2 separate regions of the Homo sapiens genome follow, and region 2 is linked to region 1. Evidence: chromatin contacts called from ENCODE Hi-C or POLR2A ChIA-PET data. All regions are on one chromosome and are shown on one strand. The core of a region is the stretch at or near the end of the contact, and the rest is flanking DNA. Distances in the headings are between cores, read along the strand shown.

What was found. A loop is a pair of places that touch in the nucleus more often than their neighbours do. ChIA-PET counts read pairs that join two places held with the same protein, here RNA polymerase II (POLR2A).
Region 2: a loop to region 1 is called in a map of PC-9, with 2.2 times the contacts of the local background. The contact joins two enhancer-like sites. A Hi-C loop is called at or near these places in 1 of 168 maps with a recorded cell type or tissue (PC-9). POLR2A ChIA-PET finds 5 or more read pairs at or near these places in 2 of 52 experiments (BJ and T-cell).

The regions. Positions count from the first base shown.
Region 1 is chr14:103,497,830-103,503,546 of GRCh38, forward strand. It overlaps MARK3 (microtubule affinity regulating kinase 3), which reads left to right. Exons shown (of 18, transcript NM_001128918.3): 16 at 673-699; 17 at 2,327-2,371; 18 at 5,053-5,717. The coding sequence ends at 5,398. Among named protein-coding and RNA genes, the nearest start is that of CKB, 22 kb to the right of the region's middle. Within about 2 kb of position 2,527, at least 9 of the 41 ENCODE cell types and tissues checked have a DNase peak (open chromatin) inside an H3K27ac peak, as active enhancers do.
Region 2 is chr14:103,649,703-103,655,046 of GRCh38, forward strand. KLC1 (kinesin light chain 1) reads left to right here. Exons shown (of 17, transcript NM_001394837.1): 2 at 4,862-5,123. The coding sequence starts at 4,863. Among named protein-coding and RNA genes, the nearest start is that of KLC1, 23 kb to the left of the region's middle. Within about 2 kb of position 3,745, at least 3 of the 41 ENCODE cell types and tissues checked have a DNase peak (open chromatin) inside an H3K27ac peak, as active enhancers do.

The sequences.
Region 1 (5,717 bases), core at 1,277-3,776:
TAAGGTATTCTGAAGAAAATTGAAAAATGTTTTATTACTAGTACATTGCAAATGTCTTGTCACTTCTTTAACATAAGACATAAATTTTATCTTAGAAAGTGTATCTGGCCATTGCAGTGGCTCATGCCTGTAATCCCAACACTCTGGGAGGCCGAGGTGGGCTGATCACTTGAGGCCAGGAGTTCGAGACTAGACTGGCCAACATGGCAAAACCCTATCTCTACTGAAAATATAGAAATTAACTGGGCATGGTGGCGCGCGCCTGTGATTCCAGCTACTCAGGAGACTGAGGCACAAGAATTGCTTCAACCCGGGAGGCATAGGTTGCATTGAGCTGAGATTGCACCACTGCACTGTGACAGAGTGAGACTCTGTCTTTAAAAAAAAAAAAAAAGTGTGTCCATCTGAAGAACTTTTAATTACAGCTAATGTCAATATGTACTGCTAAACCTTTTCTTACTTTTTTTTGATATATTAAAAGATCACATACTCATTTAATTACCTGTAATAATTTTACTTTTTCAACAAATGTCAGCATTTCTTTGTTCATTGGCCAGAGAAGGAACCCTGCTTTGTTTTTTTTCTTTCTCTCTGTAATTGATTAGATTTTCTGTTTAATTTGTGCGAGTTATTTTTGTTAATTTTTTTTTTTTTTTACTTAATTTCTTTTAGAAACATGTCATTCAGGTTTATCAAAAGGTAGGATTTATATATACACATTTATTTTTCAATCCTCACTCCCAAATGGCTCCTGCAATTAACATTAGGTTTGGCTTTCTGGCCCTGTTTTTTCCTTATAAACTAAACTTTCTGCTGATAACTAAATACTTAATTCCTTGAAAGGAAATTGAAAAGAAATAGATTAACTCTGTCAGGCATTTTAAAGGGACTATGGTACCCATGCAACAAAAGGCTGATGCATGCTCTGTGTATTTTCTTTCTTTGGTAGAATTATTTAGCATCCAAATAATTCTGTCTTCATACTAATAACACTTAGCATGCTCCTGTTTGAAGAATGAGATGCTCAGTAATGTTAATGTACAATTAATGATTATCCACAGGCATGCAAAAGGTAAGTATTAGTTGTGTTATTTTTATTTCACTGAGGATGGAATTAGCAAAAGGCTTTAAAATGACAGGAAAATTAGCTAATACAGAAAACAAGCATAAAATTCAAAGCTACAGCCTCATTTGATTTGGCTTTTTCAGAAATTAAAATGTGAACAGCTGCGTAGCAGAAATGTTTTAATATTTTCAGAGTTGAAAGCCACTTTCCAGCAACCACTGAAGAAAGAGTATCTCATTATTTTTACTTAAAGCACTACAGAAAGTGGTGTTCTGATTTTATTAATATTTTTTAGGCCAGGCATGGTGGCTTATGCCTGTAATCCCAGCACTTTGGGCGGATCACTTGAGCCCAGGAGTTCAAGACCATCCTGGACAACATGGCAAAACCCCGCCTCTACAAATAATATAAAAATTAGCCGGGCATGGTGGCACGCATCTGTGGTCCCAGCTACTCAGGAGGCTGAGGCAGGAGGATCACCTGAGCCCTGGGAGGTCAAGGTTGCAGTGAGCCATGATCATGCCACTGTGCTCCAGCCTAGGGGAGTGAGACCCTGCCTCAAAAAAGAAAAACATATTTTTTGATGGTGATAATCAAGAAACCAAAAATATTGCTTTCTTAATGCACACATGAGGCAGGAAATCTTTCCTGAAGGGCTACATTGTACCTGTGCCTCTCAAGTCACCAGAAGGCCAAGCTGCAGGTCAAAACTGCGGGAAAAGCACTTTCTTCCTGTTGGCAGTTCCATTCTATTATTATTTTTTAATTGATCTTCCCACTTGTCTGATTTTTCCTTGGACAGAACAGGTAATAACTGAATATAGAATCCAGCTGATAGCCTCATTGGCTTTTAATTGGAAACCCATTATACTGTGTGGCACAATTAGAAAGTGAGAATAACCCCATTCTGAGGCCGAGTGTGCTCAGGCTGAAGAGCCAGCAGGAGTGCCCGCTGTGCGTGCGTGGTGTGCGGTGTGTGCAGTGTGCAGCGTGCAGCGGTATGGCATGCAATGTGTGTGATGTATGCAGTGTGCAGCATGGAGCTGGCCCCTGTGCACACCCCTGCAGCCTTGTGGAAGAAGGTAGCGCTGGCTCAGTCAAATGAGAGGAAGAGTTTTCATAAGCCCGGCTGGTGTTTAAAACGTGTTTTGGCTTTGTTCATTTTATGGTGTTGGTGTTGGTATTGGTGGTCATGTACTGGCATGTAAGATTTCTTTTCTCTTTCCCTCTTCTCTCTGCTTCTACATTCTGTTCATTGAGGCTTCCAACTGAATATGAGAGGAACGGGAGATATGAGGGCTCAAGGTGAGGGAAATGATTTTTACTTAAAATTTTTTTCAGGTGTTTACTTCATTTCTGTGGCAGAGGCGACTATTTTCTGAATGTTCCCTACTGTATTCCTGCTGTCTCTGTAGGAGTTACGTAGAGAGGGTGGCCACAAGGGGGCGCCAGCCTGCCATGAGCACCGTCCAGATCCAGCTTGGCCTCCGCTCTACATTTGTGTTTGTGTTCAAAGCACGGCGAGGCCTTCAGCCTTCCTGCCTGGGCGTTAACAGCCTTTGGAGGTCTGGGTTGGGTAGCAGTGCTCAGAGAAATAAGCCCTCAGTTCATCACTGACCCCTCACATGGTTCTCTTCACAAGGAATAAAAGCAAAGTACTTAATAGAATGTCCATATTTCAAACTAGATATGTTTTCTTCTAAGAATGGTGATTATATAGTTGAGTGTTTTGCTTTTCTTTTTTTTTTTTCTGAGACACGGTGTCGCTCTGTCACCCAGTCTGGAGTGTAGTGGCGTGATCAGGGCTTACTCGAGTTCCCAGGCTTATGCGATCCTCCCACCTCAGCCTCCTGAGTATCTGGAACCACAGGCACTGCCACCATGCTGGCTAATTTTTGTATTTTCTGTAGAGATGGGGGTCTCGCCATGTTGGCCGGGCTGGTCTCAAACTCCTAGGCTCAAGTGAACCTCCCACCTCAACCTCCCAAAGTGCTGGGATGACAGACATGAGCCCCCGCACCCAGCCTTGCTTTTCCATTTTGTATAGTTATCATTGCATGGATTTGAGGGGAGGCAATCACCAGGTAGCCTTAGGACTCTATGTCCCTTGTTCTAGGTCTCTTCCACTTGTGCCCTTTTTTTATGCCAGTCACCAGCAGGCTATTTCAGGTCCTCATTCACCGTTTGTCCTTTTGGTCTTTCTAAAAGCCCGCTTCTGGTCATATGACCTTTCTGAATTAAAACCTTCAGTGACCTCCACTATTTCACCTGGCCACGTCCCTGCGAGGCCCTGAGTGGCGTGGTCCAGGCTGCCCCAGCAGCCCCAGCTCTGCTGCCCCATCAAGGCAGAGCACTAGGGTGAGTGCCAGGCAGCATTCCCTCTCCAGGCCTACCCATCCCAGCCAGGAGCAGGCTCTAGATCCTGGTTTGTTTCCCCACCCATAATAGGAAGGTGACATAATAGGACCTACGTGGGCATCAAGTAAGTTGGGGCCTGACCACCACAAGTGCTCATTAAGTGCCACCAGCTGTTGTGGGGGTGATGACACTGTGCCTCCAGTTCCACTCAGTCTGTGTACTTTATTATGCCACAGACACATCCTGTACTTTCCTACCTCCCCTTTGGCTGTGATCCCCTCTACTCAAAACAAACACTCTTCCCTATCTTCATTGCATTTTGTTGAAATCCCATGGCTCTTCATAGCTCTCCTCAGATGCAGGCCCACCCCCACCCGTGCTGTTTCCTCCTTGTCTCATCCTGCCTGTCACGTTCTCCTGCTCGGCGGGCTCCACCTCTTCTGCTGCCCTCTAGGAGATGGCCAGCCTTTCCTGTGCTGCCACTGTTGTCTCACCTTACAGTCTTCCTGGCTCCAGATGAGTTTGAGAGCTTTTGCTTATCTTTGTAACCCATTTAGTATCTAACGTGGCATTTTATACATAGGAAGCTTCTCTCATCAGTATTGGTGGATGTGAACCAAATTGAATACTGGCAGGTTGGTGACACGGAGAGCTATGTGCATATGCAAAAGCTGTAGCCCCTCACCTCTGGTTAGTTGGCCATAGGATGGAGTGTACTTAAGGTACATAGACTATTTTACTCCCAAGAATGCTAGGCACTCACTGTCTTAATTGAGGCCACCAGATACACACATGAGAATATAAATAACGGCTTGTGGCAATAATGACTAAATGCCAAGGAGTGGCTGGTAAACCGCGGTGTTCCCTAGAGACCCCGGCCTGGGCTCTACTTAGGCTGCCTCTTGGACATCAGACCAAGGCTTACATTCTGAATCCACAGGGCATCCACATGGGTGGTGTCAGTCCCCCACAGACAGAGAAGTGTCCCGTTGCATTTTTCCATCTATTCCAGTAGTAAGATTGTGTCATTTGAGATTTTCTTTAACTGTATAATTGGACGTTTAATTAACAAACCAGAGAGGAGGAAAAACAATGAGGTGGGTAGAGCATCATGTTCAGCCTCAGGGCTGTACAGCAAAGCAATTTTAGACTGCGGATGTTGAGTCTCCAGTTACCCTGAGTGCCAGTTACAGTGATTCACATCTGAAAGAACAGTACTGCAGGAGAGGGACAGCCCAGGGTGGATGGGTGGGGTGGGCAGGAGCTGGCTGGCAACTCCTTCCCTGAGCTGGGCCTGCAGAGCCCTGAGGAGTGGGGCATGCTGTCCTTTTTGCCTGATTTCCAAGGATTCTGCTTAACGAATTACTTCGTTCATTTTAGTAAGCACAGGTGGCTGGTGAAGATTTTCCAGCTAGGTAGATCTTTTTGTGTGTGGCTTATGACTTTTAGGGGGTGAGGGAAGAAAATAGACGAAAATAGACTTAGTTACAAATGTGAGTCTGTGCAGGAAAATGTGGAGGTCAGTCGTTAGTTGTGTTGTATCAAAGACGTGAATGAGGAACTAGCTGAAGTGTAAGAGGTTGATTTTCCTGTACGATTAAAAATAAACCTGCCTCTATGCATTTCAGTCGCAATGTATCTGCTGAGCAAAAAGATGAAAACAAAGAAGCAAAGCCTCGATCCCTACGCTTCACCTGGAGCATGAAAACCACTAGTTCAATGGATCCCGGGGACATGATGCGGGAAATCCGCAAAGTGTTGGACGCCAATAACTGCGACTATGAGCAGAGGGAGCGCTTCTTGCTCTTCTGCGTCCACGGAGATGGGCACGCGGAGAACCTCGTGCAGTGGGAAATGGAAGTGTGCAAGCTGCCAAGACTGTCTCTGAACGGGGTCCGGTTTAAGCGGATATCGGGGACATCCATAGCCTTCAAAAATATTGCTTCCAAAATTGCCAATGAGCTAAAGCTGTAACCCAGTGATTATGATGTAAATTAAGTAGCAATTAAAGTGTTTTCCTGAACACTGATGGAAATGTATAGAATAATATTTAGGCAATAACGTCTGCATCTTCTAAATCATGAAATTAAAGTCTGAGGACGAGAGCACGCCTGGGAGCGAAAGCTGGCCTTTTTTCTACGAATGCACTACATTAAAGATGTGCAACCTATGCGCCCCCTGCCCTACTTCCGTTACCCTGAGAGTCGGTGTGTGGCCCCATCTCCATGTGCCTCCCGTCTGGGTGGGTGTGAGAGTGGACGGTATGTGTGTGAAGTGGTGTATATGGAAGCAT
Region 2 (5,344 bases), core at 2,495-4,994, 150 kb after region 1:
TTTTTTTTTTCGAGACGGAGTCTCGCTCTGTCGCCCAGGCTGGAGTGCAGTGGCGCCATCTCGGCTCACTGCAAGCTTCGTCTCCCGGGTTCACGCCATTCTCCTGCCTCAGCCTCCGGAGTAGCTGGGACTACAGGCGCCCACCATCGCGCCCGGCTAATTTTTTGTATTTTTAGTAGAGACGGGGTTTCACCGTGTTAGCCAGGGTGGTCTCGATCTCCTGACCTCGTGATCCGCCCGCCTCCACCTCCCAAAGTGCTGGGATTACAGGCGTGAGCCACCGTGCCCGGCAGCTTCTTGTGTTTTGGGAGCTTAATTCAGATGTTAGATTTATCAGGTTTTACACTGGAGATTTTGCATTGAGTTCTTTTGGTCTCACGGAGTAAATAATGGAACTTTAAATAGGACTTTTTTTTTTTAAGGAATAAAAGCATAATAAAAAAAGTTCATAGTTAGAATAACCTGGGGCCAGATAGCTTGTGTGTCAGTCAGAGGGAAAGAGGGAAGGGAGTATTTCTGAGCCTGTACTATTGTTCCAGGTCAGGTGGGTATCAATTTCACTTGACGTACAGGGAGACTGAGCCTCCACCACACCCCAGGGTAGGTGAGAAGAAGATGCATTAGCTCCAAAGCTGCTTCATTCATTCATTGCACACATCTTTATTGCATGCCCGTGGGTTGCTAGGCATTGTTTTGGCTGATTCCTTGTTCCATTGAATCATCTCCAGGCATACACGGCATGAGAGTTGGAAGATGGTCCAGTGATGGTGTGATTTATAGGCTGGCAAAATGTTTGAGTCAACTTAGATACTGAGTAATTTTTACCTTGCAGAAATCAGTAAATCAGTGTTACCTGTTACTTAGCGGTAGCCTGTATACTTTTTTTTTTTTTTTTTGAGATGGAGTCTCACTCTTGCCCAGGCTGGAGTGCAGTGGTGCGATCTCAGCTCACTGCAACCTCTGCCTACCGGGTTCAAGCGATTCTTCTACCTCAACCTCCCGAGTAGCTGGGATTGCAGGCACCTGCCACCACGCCTGGCTAATTTTTTGTATTTTTAGTAGAGACGGGGTTTCACCATGTTGGCCAGGCTTGTCTGGAACTCCTGACCTAAGTGATCTGCTTACCTGGGCCTCCCAAAGTGCTGGGATTACAGGCGTGAACCACCAAGCCCAGCCGCCTGTATACTTTTGAATTCTTCATCTTGAGGAGCTGCAAGATAGTTTTCCCTCAGAAACGCATTTTGTTTCTGCATCAAACTTGAAAAATGTCCTAAGTAGACTTGTCAGTCGTTTACAGTTTTATACCTTATTTATTTATTTATTTAGTGATGGAGTCTTGCTCTGTCGCCCAGGCTGGAGTGCAGTGGTGAGATCTCCGCTCACTGCAACCTCCACCTCCTGAGTTCAAGTGATTCTCCTGCCTCAGCCTCCATAATAGCTGGGATTACAGGTGTGCACCACCACGCCCGGCTAATTTTTTGTATTTTTAGTAGAAACGGGTTTCACCATGTTGGCCAGGCTGGTCTTGAACTCTTGACCTCGTGATCCGCCAGCCTCGGCCTCCCAGAGTGCTAGGATTACAGGCGTCGGCCACCGCGCCCAGCTTGCCATTACTTTTATTCATAGAATGATCTTTAGTTTGACCTACGTGCATATAGACTTTTGCCTGTATTTCCTTCTAGTTTCTTGGTTTTTTTTTAATTTAGTTATTAATCTGGAATTCATGTTAGTATATAGTGAGTGTAGGAGTTTAACTTTATTTTATTTTTCCTAAATAGCCAGTTGCCTTGGCACCGTTTATTATATAAGCTGTCTTTGGTTATAATGGCTTAGCCTAGAAATGGTGAGAGGTATCGAGTCTAAATATACATGCCGCTGTCTGTTTCCCTCTGAAGAAGTGGCACGTGTACTTAACATCTATACCATGGTCACCTGGGGGGCAGGTTTCTTGTGCTCTCACTCCGTGCTGCTCCTCTAGCCTTGGTACTGGGTCTGGCTTTGCAGTGATGAGCAGCTGCTCACCAGCAGTGGGTGCCGTCACACCTCTGCCTCAGCTCCCCTTTGCTGCCGGGCTGGCAGTGCCCTTAGCAATCTTAGTAGCCCTTACTAGCCTTGAGAGGTGCTACTTGATAACACTGGCTTCCCTTGGGAGTGGTTTCTTCTGTCTGGCCTTCGTCTCTCAGTTGGCCATTGCCCCCCACCACCGTGTTCCGCCACACAGCCACTGTCCCTGAGCCTTCAGGTCTTTGTGCACCTGCTTGTGTAGCTTGTCTTCTGCTAGCTTGCATGTCCCCAAGGGCGAGGCCCTTATTAATCTGTACATTCCAGGGCTTAGCTCAGAGTAAGTTTTAGTAAAACACTTGCATCTGCTAGTTTGGGAAACATAAAAGAATATATGTTGCATCATTTGGATATAATACATAAATACTTTGCTGTCAGGGTGGAAAAACAGGCCTTAAGTTTTATTTTCCTCCTCCTGAAGACCCTTCCCTTCAGTCATAGGAACCTCAAAGATGTTCAGATCAACACTTTAACCTAGTACATTTTAATCTTGTTTGTTGAAAACTGGTCCTTAAGTGTTTTCTTTCACTCATTTTACAAATGTGTATTGAGTGCCAGGCCGGGGATATATCATGGAACAGTATGGATGAGGTCCCTAGTGGAGCAGCAGTATCACTCAGCAATATATTCCCAGCCTGGCACACCATGGATTTGCTACAGTGAAGCTGGAGAGCCCTGTGTTAAATAAATACTAACAGTTAACATACTGTCAGGTAGAGGAGTGGCCTTTGTTCTTTTTTTTTTTTGAGACAGAATCTTCCTCTGTTGCCCAGGCTGGAGTGCAGTGGCGCGATCTCGGCTCACTGCAACTCCTGCCTCCTGGCTTCAAGCGATTCTCCTGCCTCAGCCTCCTGAGTAGCTGGGAGTACAGGCGAGCGCCATCAGGCTCGGCTGATTTTTGTATTTTTAGTAGAGACGGGGGTTTCACCATATTGGCCAGGCTGGTCTCGAACTCTTGACCTCGTGATCTGCCCGCCTTCGCCTCCCAAAGTGCTGGGATTACAGGCATGAGCCACCGTGCCCGGTCGGCGTTTGTTGTTTTGTTGTTTTCTGGCCTCTTTGTTAGTGGAGTGGAGGTGGATTTCTGAATAGTCTTACAGACAACTTCCAAATTTTAAAAGGAATTCAGTCTTCATATGTATGGAAAAAGAAAATCATTTTTCCAGTGTGTGATGCAGAGACTAACGTGACCCTATTCTCAAGCACTCATAGCTTCACCCCAAAATCCTGGAATATATAGTCTGTATCTGCTGATTCAGCTTTTCTTCCCTTCATGCAGCGTCTGTCAGTCCATCCATTCACTACATGGACTTTCTGGGCCAGGAGCTGCCTCTAGAAGCTGTGGAGTCCTACAAGATCAAGTCCCTGCCTTTTTTCTTTTTTTGGGAATTTTTTAAAGAGACAGGGTCTTGCTCCGTCACCCAGGCTAGAGTGCAGAGGTACCATCATAGCTGACTGTCACCTCAAATTCCTGGACTCAAGCGATCCTTGTGCCTCACTGAGCCTCCTGGGTAGCAAGGAATACCTGCACATACCACCCAGCTAATTTTACTTCATTTATTTTTATTTATTTATTTAGGCAGAGTCTCGCTCTGTCACCCAGGCTGGAGTGCAGTAGTGAGATCTTGGCTCACTGCAACCTCTGCCTCCCGGGCTCAAGTGATTCTCGTGCCTCAGCCCCCTGAGTAGCTGGGACCACAGGCGTGTGCCAGCACACTCACCTAATTTTTGTATTTTTAGTTGAGACAGGGTTTCGCCGTGTTGGCCGGCTGGTTTTGAACTCCTGCCATCAAGTGATCCGCCTGCCTTGGCCTCCCAAAGTGCTGGAATTATAGGAATGAGCCACCATGCCTGGCTGTCCTGCCTTTTTAAATAAGAGCTTATATTCAAGGTGACATTAGACACTTAATGAATCGTGAGATTTTAGACAGTGGCAGTGCTGTGAAGGAAATAACTCTGACGTGTAATCTTGCCTCCATCCCTGTCACTGTGCCGAAAAAGATCACTGCTCACTATCTTTCTGTTTTTTAAACTTAACTATGGGTTTTTAAGACTTAGAAAAAAGGAGAGAGGCTAGCAGAGGGAACCATTGCTCAGTGACAGCGGCTGTCAGGCACAACAGCACAAATGATGCTGTTTTTATATTCCCCTTTCCTCCCCCTTTTCTTTCTCACTTTGGTGTTTGAAAGCCCCTTCCAGACATTGCATCACATCACCCTGGGCCTGGCCCTGGTGGTGCTTCGCTGTGCCATCCTCATCTGTGAGCCTGCCCGGTGACCGTGCTGCACCTGTCCTTGATGCCCTGTGTCTTCCAGGTCTGCTCCTCCCCTGCTGCTCTTCCTGTTCCATGTTCTTTGGCTGGTTTTTCTTTCTTCTTCCAGCTGTGTGACTCCTTTTCAAGCCTTTGTCCAGTTAAACATTTTACCAAGAATGTAGTGTTCTTCCTGCATTTCATTAGGAAGAGAAAAAGGCTTGCAAACATTCTGAGAAAAAATGTTGTTCACCGAGGCTATGTGTTTTGGAAATGCCATTTAGATGTTTTGCTGCTTTTAATCTTTGGCATTAATTTCAGTTGCTGTCATAAAAAAGAATTAAGACATAAACCAGAAAAGTAATTAAATGTGTCTGCAAAGGAAAAACAGAAACTGCAGAATATGGTATTTCAAGGTCATAAATTACAAATGTGCATATTTATTATTCCCCTATAAAATGTTAATTAAAAAATTTTCATATTTACTTGATGTAACAGAAATGAAACCTGTAATGAGGGATCTAATTTCTTTTTCTTTTTTCATTCCAGAATGTATGACAACATGTCCACAATGGTGTACATAAAGGAAGACAAGTTGGAGAAGCTTACACAGGATGAAATTATTTCTAAGACAAAGCAAGTAATTCAGGGGCTGGAAGCTTTGAAGAATGAGCACAATTCCATTTTACAAAGTTTGCTGGAGACACTGAAGTGTTTGAAGAAAGATGATGAAAGTAATTTGGTGGAGGAGAAATCAAACATGATCCGGAAGTCACTGGAGATGTTGGAGCTCGGCCTGAGTGAGGCACAGGTACGAGTGAGAATGACTCAGACGTTATCAGGAACTTTTGATGGTAAAATGGAGACTTGTTTGAAATAAGCAGTTTCACTAAAGAAGAGGAAAGATGATTATAGAATAACAGATCCAGGCCGAGTGCGGTGTGGCTCAGGCCTGTAATCCAAGCACTTTGGGAGGCTGAGGCAGGTGGATCACTTGAGGTCAGGAGTTTGAGACCAGCCTGGCCAACATAG